Linked DNA regions of Homo sapiens: region 2 is linked to region 1. A link is an interaction called in ENCODE POLR2A ChIA-PET data of the cell type or tissue named here. Cell type or tissue: A673. All regions are shown on one strand. Each heading gives the region's core, and the rest is flanking DNA. Links, peaks and the distances in the headings are about the cores only. Region 1 overlaps PHF21A (PHD finger protein 21A). Region 2 overlaps AMBRA1 (autophagy and beclin 1 regulator 1).

Evidence for each region. ChIA-PET counts read pairs that join two places held together with the same protein. Peaks named below come from ENCODE experiments on the same cell type or tissue, not always from the same donor. Only the 100,000 strongest peaks of a DNase experiment are listed, where the experiment ranks them.
Region 2: POLR2A ChIA-PET joins it to region 1 with 9 read pairs; 1 of 35 experiments calls an interaction of 5 or more read pairs at or near these places.

Annotation. Positions count from the first base shown.
Region 1 is chr11:46,105,641-46,111,023 of GRCh38, reverse strand. The region is part of intron 1 of PHF21A (PHD finger protein 21A); the gene reads left to right. Among named protein-coding and RNA genes, the nearest start is that of PHF21A, 13 kb to the left of the region's middle. In A673, for the core only: no CTCF peak of the experiment used is centred there; a DNase peak (open chromatin) is centred at 4,293; H3K27ac peaks cover 676 bases.
Region 2 is chr11:46,511,767-46,517,149 of GRCh38, reverse strand. AMBRA1 (autophagy and beclin 1 regulator 1) reads left to right here. Exons shown (of 18, transcript NM_001387011.1): 8 at 4,337-4,423. Among named protein-coding and RNA genes, the nearest start is that of MIR3160-1, 63 kb to the right of the region's middle. In A673, for the core only: no CTCF peak of the experiment used is centred there; a DNase peak (open chromatin) is centred at 3,079.

The sequences.
Region 1 (5,383 bases), core at 59-5,058:
CACCTGAGGTCAAGAGTTCGAGACCAGCCTGGCCAACATGGCAAAACCTCATCTCTACTGAAAATAGAAAATTAGCTGGGCGTGGTGGCAGGTGCCTGTAATCCCAGCTACTCGGGAGGCTGAGGCAGGAGAATCGCTTGAACCCAGAAGGCGGAGGTTGCAGTGAGCTGCGGTTGTGCCATTGCACTCCAGCCTGGGAGACAGAGCAAGACTCTGTCTCAAAAAAAAAAAAAAATTGTTAATATGTAGATTAGACATTAAATAGATTCCTTAGATGTGTCCAAAATGTATGGAATCTGGTCTGATATGCTTCTACTTTATAAGCTGTTTTATTTATATGACATCAATTTGTCTTTTCAAGACCTAATATTAAAATGAAATAAATTCAGCAGTTACAAAGGAGTTAATACAAAGGGCTAAATATAAGGAGAAAAATAGTCCCTGGTGTTAATGGCCAATATAGAAAATATCAGGTTTGTAGGAATTCTCATTCCATATTTTTATCATTATATGTACCCATGTGATTACTGAAATACTAAAGTTGGAAATCAGGAGAGGAAATAAGGAGAGTAAAACTGGGCAGCCATGTAGATTCAGTATAGAGACCTTTGACACACCTAAATTATTGAACACAGTTTTCTTTTTTAATGAAATGCCCCAGGCCAGTATAAAGGAAACAGTTGTGATGATGTCAGAAGACTTGGTCTTAAGTGTACTCCTGTCACGTAGCTGTACACTCTTGGGAAGTTCATCCTTGCTGGGCTTTAGTTTACCCAGTGGTAAAATGGGGATAATAATAAGGGCCTGCTTCACTATGATATTAAAAGGATTAGATAAGATAATACTCATGAATGTACTTTATATTACTAAAGTTGTGTATGTAAATTGAATTTTTAATCAGCAATAAGGGGCTGGGTTTTAAGATATTTATCTGTATCATGTTAATAATATTAATATTATACAATTTTAAATAATGAGTTAGAACCAAAAAATTAGTGATCCACCCTGCTCCCAATAGACCAGTACTTTTTTTTTTTTTTTTTGACACGGAGTCTTGCCCTGTTGCCCAGGCTGGAGTGCAGGGGGGCCATCTCAGCTCACTGCAACCACTACCTCCTAGGTTCAAGTGATTCTCCTTCCTCAGCCTTCCCGAGTAGTTGGGACTACAGGCATGTGCCACCACACCCGGCTAATTTTTGTATTTTCAGTAGAGACGGTTTCACCATGTTGGGTAGACTGGTCTCTAACTCCTGATCTCAAGTGATCCACCTGCCTCACCTTCCCAAAGTGCTGGGATTACAGGCCTAAACCACCACGCCTGGCCCAATAGACAAATTCTTGACATGTGTTTACGTGTGTGTTTATGGTGTAGTTCTTAACAGTATACACATTGGTACATTTGTGTGTATATTATAAATATAAATGTACTGGTGTGTTGTCATGGGAATGAAAAATTTTAATTATGAGCTTTTGTGTTTTAAAAATTTTATTTTACTAACTATATAAATTTTATTTTTATGTGTTAATATACAAACTTACATAAATATATATATTTGTGTTTGGAGAAGTGACATACACACATTTTGGAGAAATGACATAGATTTTAAATGTTTGACAAGTTGTGAACGGTTTTTGTACCTTAGGTTTATCTGTTGTCATCAATAATAAAGAGTGTTTATTATGTATAGTGCTAAGCCTTTTTACACATAGGATCTTATTTAGTTTTAATCCTCACAGCAATATTCTGAGGATTTACTATTATTATCCTACCTCCATTTTACAAATGAGGAAGTAGAGGTTTCCCTCGGATCACATAGGTAACAAATGATACAACCTGGATTCAAGCCCAGGTTTGATTCCTGAGCCCTTGCTCTTAAATGTCCAAAATGCTATACTAAACTATGTAATTCCCATAGATACCTAGAAATGAATTACTAAAGAAGTTTTCAATTTACTGAAATGGCCACAGCTACAGTGTATCATTTTGAGGCTGTTTCATGTTGATTTTGGTTGGGTTAGGTTGAGTAGTTTGAAAATAGTAAACATTGGAATGGGATGGAAATGAAGACATTTGGGACAGTGCCTGCTTTGTTTATCCTTGTATATCCATTGCCAAGCATAGTGCGTAGCATGGGGTGGGGTCTAATAGCTATTTCTTAAAGTTTGGAAGTTGGGCACTTTATAAAGCACAGTGTAAGTTAGTTTAATACTTTTTTTAGTAGGTGCAAATGGTTTACATTCACTATTTCAGTCAGTCCTTATATAACGATCAACGTTTTAGAGTGTTAGATAAGTGTCCTTTCAAGAAATATTACAAAAGCTGTGCATCTAAGTTAGAAAGTCATTCTAGCAATATAGATACGTATAAAGTAGAAAATTAGTCATTCCGTTCTCATCCTACTTTTAAACTTTTCCTGTGCATTTACATATGTATTTTATATATATATATATATATACACACACACACATTTTTAAAGAAGTTTAATTATACCATAATACTCTCAAAGTTTACTTTTTTCCAGGTGACTATTTAAAAAACTTGTTTATTTTTGAAAATAGGGCTCATGTGGGAAGTGGGAGTAAGGTTGGAGGAAGAGAGGTGGGTAAGATTTATACATTAAGATTCCAAACCTAATGCCTTAGATTGATTGTACCTCATGCTTTAGGAAATGGTCATTGTTATTTTTTAAACTTAAAAAAAAATCAGTTTAAAATGACAACATTGTTTTCTGTCCTATATAAGTAATTTAGGAGGCATCATTTCTGAATTAAATGATTCTAGTTTATTCTAGTAGCTACTTATAAAGAGAGCAATTGTGTTTTCAAATAACATTTAAAAAAACTGGTAATCTCTCTTCTTGGTTGTTAGGACACATTTATTTCACATTTACAAAGTAAATAGGCAAGAATTGGGGCAAACCTGTAAAAAAGAAAAAATAAAAAGTAGGATTTTAAAACCAAGATAATACATGTAATATTTTAATTAATAGAAACTCAAAGTAGTACTGCTTAATCAGCGTAAAGATACCCTACATAGGAATTAGTCCTGGTCTTCACAACTTCATGTGAGTAGTGTGGGCTGACCTCATCCCCATCACCTATCCCTACTCACTCAACCACTACCAAATGCTATGCTGATAACTCAGTATTTTTTAACGCAGTTAAAAAAAAAAAGTAAGTTATTTGAGTGCTGTTCATTTTTTCTGGCATTATATTTAGAAAGACATACTAAAGGCCTTATAATCTACATTAAATAGAACTCTTGATTCCAGCTTTGAGAGTTTTAACTTGTTGCTGAGATTATTAGTGATAATTCACTGTTGTAATTTTTAAATTAAAAAATTTTGTTACACAGGTAATAAAAAGTTTTCGTTATAAAAGTTTTTAAAAAAGCCTTTCTAATCCTAGAATACACTCCTTGCATCTAAGGTGCTTTATGCTTCTTTAGATCCACGAAGTGCTAAAGCCTTGCCGTAAAATTCTAAGAATTGGACCTGGTAGAATGTAGCAGTTTATTTAAACTATAGAGTAGTCAACGTTTTTTACCAGCCAAGTTTAGTTTTTCTCATTGGTAGCATTCATAAATATGCTTTTCCTTTTGAGTGGCTCAGACCATGTCCTACAGAGTATTTTATTCTTGTTCATTCTAGTCTAATAGTGTACAGAGGGCTCAATTAATGTTATGGATGGTGAAACTGAGAGACAAGAATTTGACTAAGTTAGTGGTAGAGCCTAGTTTTCCTTTTTTATTCTAGACTCAGTCATCTTGACCAGTACTCTCTACACTTTTAAAAATTATGGTTACCAGTTAAATGTATGATAGTCTAAACTAGTGTTTTATGCATGTTGTCAAACATATAGGAAATTTGAAATTTTTAAAAGGATGAGATTTTAAAATATAAGTTGTAATAATTTCTTCCCAGTGGCTCCCTTCCTCAGGGTACCCACACCCACTTGGAGATGAGTGCTCAAGATAGGCCATTCTTCCTGCAGAAGAGGCAGCCGTGGGGACAGCTGGAGGACAGTTGGTAAAAGGTGTGGGACTTTTAAGTTGGAGTGATCTTTTGCAGCTTTTTAATTTTAAAGAAACAGCCTTTCTTTCTGTGAAAGGCTGAAGGATTCAAAGTATAGGCCTGGAGAGAGGTGAGCTTTAAAAGACAGAAATATAAACCTTACTTGTTTTCCTCAGAGTTGACCAAAAGGGAAAGGGCTGCCTGCCCTGATAGCTTCTACTCCCATTGAGATGGCAGTGCCTTTTTCTGTTGTTAGGCAGTTTATAGAACGCAGGATAGCTTGGTAAGCGTCTTCTCTGTGCCTGATGTGACGTAACATTGTGGAGTATGCAGCATGCATGTTAAGTACAAGTGGTTGTATTTGGCTTGTTGCTACAGCATTTTTGAAGATGTCTTAAAAAGCAATTATCAGTGGATGGAGTTGGATATGTGCAAATTATTGAAATCATCATATCTCGAAGACCAAACTTTGTAACTTGAATTATTCTATTTAGTATTTGTTTACTTCCCCCAACCCCCAACACCTCAGAGCAGAATTCTTTTTCTGAAAGGAACAGATGCCGTTAACTTATCAGGACTTGATACTAAAAAGCCTACAAAAATCTTTGTGCTGTTTATTTTCTTTATTTAATCTATATGCAAAACATATTGTAATTATTGCTGTTAGAGAGTTTTAAGCTGATGGTTCCCCCCCACCCTTTTGTGCTCAGGGGAGATAGATTAGGAATGCCAAATTGACAACTTGGTATAAAGAAATAATGACCATTGAAATAAAACAGGAGTTCAAATAAAAAGCAAATCAGATACAAATGTAGAATGAAAATATCTTTTAGTAAAATGTTAGCATGCTGTACTTGGAACAGATGCCACATTAATTCAAAAGAGAGCCCAGAAAATGTGGCAACTTTACGATGTCAATGGAGGGAGCTGCAATAGTTCCTGTTTTCATTGTGTCAGGTTCTCAGTACCTTTAGGTCCAGTCCTGTTCCTTGTATTTATTTTCTGTATATTACATGTTAGTATACAAATATTAAATCCGTGCCTAATACTTATATTTGTGTAATTAAATACATTGTCATGCTATTAGATATTAGTATAAAAAGCCCAATAACTTATACTGCAATAGTCATGTTTTTTGTTTTAAATACACCTATCAAGATATTCAGAATCTGAAGCAAAAATTCTCTGCATCCTTCAAGGCACATTTATGATAAGAAGGTAGTCTAAGAATTGAGTCTTTCAAAGAGGCCTAGTGCTTTTTAAATGTAAAATTTGGACAAGTTACAAAATTATGAGAATTTTGCTTTTTTCTCATTTAAATTTGTAGTTATCATTGGACATTTGTTATGATTTTTAAGTAGCTTAGACTC
Region 2 (5,383 bases), core at 181-5,180, 410 kb before region 1:
AAAGCTTTTGAGTAATCCATGTGTGTTATGATTATATATTATATAGCAGAAGTTGTAATATTTCCCCCTTGCTGTCCAATGGATCAAATAGCACAACCCCTCGTATACCTCACTTGGACACCAGTGGTGTATAAAATGAACCAGGCAAGTAGAGAAAACAAGGAAGTATTTTGTTTGGTTGTATTGTGTTTTTGTATTTTTTTTTTCTTCAGCTTCAGTGATAGCAGCTTCGAACCTGAACAAGCTTGTCTGAGCCCTTCCTAGGCCCTCCCTGATTTCTTGTGATAGATTAAGTCAAGTCAAGTTTGTGGTGGTCACAGCAGAATGTGCAGAACTGCCATCGCATTCAATTTTCTCCTACCATTTCCCGTTGACAGCTGTCTGTAACAGGCTAACACTGGGAAAGAAAGATCTTTTGGCCGGGCGCAGTGGGTCACGCCTGTAATCCCAGCACTTTGGGAGGCCGAGGTGGGCGGATCATGAGGTCAGGAGATCAAGACCATCCTGGCTAACACGGTGAAACCCTGTCTCTACTAAAAATACAAAAAGAAATTAGCCAGGCATGGTGGCAGGTGCCTGTAGTCCCAGCTACTTGGGAGGCTGAGGCAGGAGAATGGCTCGAACCCAGGAGGCGGAGCTTGCAGTGAGCCGAGATCGTGCCACTGCACTCCAGCCTGGGCAACAGAGCGAGACACCGTCTCAAAAAAAAAAAAAAAAAAAAAAAAAGAAAGATCTTTCTTTGAGGTTCCTAGCAATGGTGGTAAACATTCCTAGGATGTTTACTCATCTAGTAACTCTAGTTCTTTATTCCACACCAATTGGAGAAGCCTATTTTTACTCCAGATAGTACTCGTATTGTAACTATGAAGAACTGATGTTTCATCAGTGTATATGTGTATTCATGGTGATTGGCTTTCCTGCTTTTGTGCATTAGCAGTAAAGTGACATATATATGTGGCTTGCCAGTTCCACTATATTGTCTGGGCAGCAAATGTTGCCAACACATTCCGTAGTAAGTAGGCACAGGGGATGCGTGTTCCAAAAGAACCTCATCAGAGACTCTCCAGCAACAAAGCTTCATATTTTGGGTCTATTCCAACTTAAAGAAGTCTTCCTAATTAAGGTAGGAAGTTAAGGTGGGAAATAGACTTTTAGGATTGTAAAATGGAGTCATTAAGGCCAGCACAGTGGCTCACACCTGTAATCCCAGCACTTTGGGAGGCCAAAGCGGGCGGATCAGAAGGTCAGGAGTTTGAGACCAGCCTGACCAACATGGTGAAACCCCATCTCTACTAAAAGTACAAAAATTAGCCGGGTGTGGTGGCGCATGCCTTTAATCCCAGCTACTCAGGAGGCTGAGGCAGGAGAATCGCTTGAACCCAGGAGGCGGAGGTTGCAGTGAGCCAAGATTGCGCCACTGCACTTCAGCCTGGGTGACAGAGTGAGACTGCGTCTCAAAAAATAAAAAATAAAAATGGAGTCATTAAAACTGAAGTTACCTAATGCAAACCCTTCAGATCAGGAATCTCCTTTACAGCATTCCTAATAAATCATCTCATCTCACTCAGTACTGTCATTGCCTTAGCAGATTGGGGGTAATATTTGCTTTTGTTACCATAATTAGTTTCTTTAAGAAGGATGTATTTTTGTTTGTTTGTTTGTTTGTTTGTTTGTTTTGAGATGCAGTCTCACTCTGTCACCCAGTCTGGAGTGCAGTAGTGCGATCTCAGCTCACTGCAACCTCTGCCTCCCAGGTTCAAGTGATTCTCGTGCCTCAGCCTTCCAAATAGCTGGGATTATAGGCACGCACCACCACGCCTGGCTACTTTTTTGTATTTTAGTAGAGATGGAGTCTCACCATGTTGCCCAGGCTGGTCTTGAACTCCTGAGCTCAGGCAGTTCACCCATCTGGCCTCCCAAAGTGTTGGGATTACAGGCGTGAGGCACCACGCCCAGCCAAGAAGGATGTTTTTTGGTCACTGTGGAGGATGCTGCTTGCCAAAGGGCCTCAGCTTACTAAACGACCACTTGGAGGATAACACAACAGGTGGTGACATTCAGGACTAACTCCAGAGCACTTTAGGGTGGAACAAGCTTCTAGGTATTCTAGGATAGTCAGCTGCTCCCAGACCTTGCTTCCATTCTTCAACTCACACCCAGTTCCTGAAGAACTGGTTTGTTAAATGATAAATAAGTACTATATAAGATGGCATAAATGACCTGAATACTCTTCTCAAAATTTTGATTTTCCTTTTTTCCCAGACTCTGTATCTCTCACTACCCTTACCTGTCCCACACATTCTGTATTTTAAAAGACTCAAAGACATGCCGTTATTTTATGTGTTCCTATGAAATCATGAAAAAATCCTGCCAGTGGGCAGGCACAGTGACTTATGGCTGTAATCCTGGGACTTTGGGAGGCCGAGGCAGGAGGATCACTTGAGGCTAGGAGTTTGAGACCAGCCTGGGCAACATAGCCAGACTCTGTCTCTATCAAAAAAAAAAAAATCCTGCCAATTAAACTGTGTCACACAACTGTAAAATACACCCCAACCTCAGACACATTCAAAGGTGAAAAGTGTGTCTTAGAATTGATGAAACAGCATTTCTGCCACATTTGAACCACAGTGATGTTACTGAAGATTTAGTCTTTCAACCAGAGAGATGTATTTTATTGCTTTCCTCTCTTCCTCCTTGTTTACATTGTGTTCTCTCTGTTCAGTGGTAGGATTGTTACAAGTGTCTAAGTATGGGGATATAGGCCTTGTCTAGAGAGAAAACATTACTTGATAGTTGGTTGTCCTGGGCAGGAAAGGTTGCAAGCCAGGTTGTTAGGGCCTTTGCTATGTCTCTTCCCCAGGCTGTTAGGGGAAGTACTGCAGTGGGCCAGTTGCTGGAATAAAGTGACCGCACAGGACTATACCTAAAGCCAGATGGTTTTAGTAACAGTGAATTGAATTAAATCAATTGGAAAAGATTGGTAGCTGCTGTCCTTATCCTGCAGGTCTGCTTTAAAGAAGAGTCTGGCAGGGAGCCAGGGACCTGTTCCTAGGAAAGGCAGGCAAGATGCTGCTGGAGAGGAACAATATGCGTTCCTCTCTGAGACCATTTCCTTTGAAACATGTTCTGGGGCAGGAGCTTGATTGGCTGCCAAGGCACATGTGAGTTGGGAAGCACCATGTCAGACATGCAAACCAGGGAGCCCCTGGGCCGTGTTTATTATACGTGTTCTGACTGGCCCTTGTTGTTTAAAAAAAAAAAAAAAAAGTTGTAGCTAAAATTTAACAATCAGGAGATTTTATACAAAATTCCAGATTTCTAGCTTTCCTTAAAAAATAGGAAAAGCCAGCAATACTGAGCCTATATTCTAGCTTAGTAACAATTGGCTGGAGCTAAATGATGGGCCACAGACCTTCCTGTTTGTCAGTCTCCATTGAATACATATGCTCTTGCTTCCTGCCTGGACCGTGGAAGGTCTTGCAGTACAAAATAGAGATTTGAGGCATTTTGGAGTTAAGACAGGCCTTCCCTGGAGTCCTGTTACTATCTCTTAATAGTTATGTGCCACAGAGTGATACACTTTAACTTCTGGGCCCAGTGTTCTCATGTATGTAGTCATACCTACCTTTCTAGGTTGTGGTGAGGTTTAAACAAATACATATGAAGTGCTCAGTATTACCTATTACCTGGCATCAAAAAAAGTGTTCAATAAAATGTACGTATCACATATGATCAGTTGAGTTTGTTATTGGGCTAGATTATATAAGTAAACGTTGTCAGTTGAAAGCCTATGGAGTACTCTTATATATATTTATATTTTTAATAGATATATTATAGTTATATATCTGAGGAGTACTCAATTCTCACAAAAAAAAAAAAAAGAAAAAAGAGCGTAGGCAGAGCAGAATGGATAGACAGGAAGTAGATGTGGATGATGATGGCATGGAGGAACCAAACAACAAGATAAATGTTAGCACTATGTGATAATCTCTGTGTGTGCCTAATTTTTCACTCCTGTGTTGATCCGAACCTTCTATTTGTCTACTGGAGGTACTGCAAATAGAAAGAAGATCATGTCTCTGAAGCACTTGTTCATTTCTCATTGAAGAGCAGTATTCAGCAGAATGCAGTGGTCATGTCCAGTGTGGGAGTTTTGCAGCTCTTCATTTATTTGTGTCTCTACCTACTTAGCTTGTAGAAGGGTGTGATCCCAGATAACAGGCGTTAGCTGGCTGCAAAAGGGGAAAGTTATATATCTCTCCCTCATTTTTCCTTATGAATGACCTCTGAGTTGGTAATTGACAGGGATTATTGCCATTTTTTTAATCTCTGCTAGGAGGCTGCTGGAATCTTCCCTCATTTCATTATCCCGTTATGATGGAGCAGGATCCAGAGAGCACCCAATTTACCCAGACCCAGCGAGGTAAGGCCAAAGTGAGAAATGGCACTAGGTGGGGGGAGGGGCGGCCCTTGGGGTTGCCACACTGTTGGAAGCTCCGTTCTGTGCCTCTCTGGTCCTGGTGCTCTTTTATTCTTCAGTTACAGTTTTGAGACAGGTGGTTCAGGTGATGGGGAAGTATTGCAGGTAAGTGAACAGTACCTCTGGTGACAGAGGGTTATGACCAAGCTCTTGTCCTTTGGGACTCATTTCCGCAAGTGTGGTGCTAGAGGAGGAACCTGGAGAGGCCACAGGTAGTCATAGGATACTCTTTTTCTGTTGGCCAGAGAGGCTGTTGTCATTCAGATGGACAGCCAACAGGGGAACAAAATGTTTTTAATTTATAGGGAAATTATGTATAGATTAAACAAAAAACCCAATTTGCTGTCATTTGAGAGGGAATTTAGAATATCAAAAGGCAGAAGTCAAGCTCCTTCAGGTATTGACATTTTTGGAGACTGCCCAAAGGAAGAGACGACCGAAGAAGGAGTAAATGGATAAAACAAGTTGGCATTTTATTAAAGTGCTTGCCTTACACTTATTAGAAGACATTTGAGGCTGGGCATGGTGGCTCACGCCTGTAATCCCATCACTTTGGGAGGCTGAGGCGGGCAAATCACTTGAGGTCAGGAGTTCAAGACCAGCCTGGCCAACATGGCAAAACCCCGTCTCTACTAAAAATACAAAAAATTAGCTGGGCATGTTGGCAGATGCCTGTAATCCCAGCTACTTGGGAGGCTGAGGCAGGAGAATCACTTGAACTAGGAAGGCAGAGGTTGCAGTGAGCAGAGATCGCACCACTGCACTCCAGCCTGGGTGACAGAGCAAGACTCTGTCTCAAAAAAAAAAGAAGACATTTGAAAAGTTCTAAAGAGATAAAAAACAAAACAGAAGTTATTTCAATGAGTTCAAGGCCTGCCCTTCACTGATGGTGATAACTAAGGA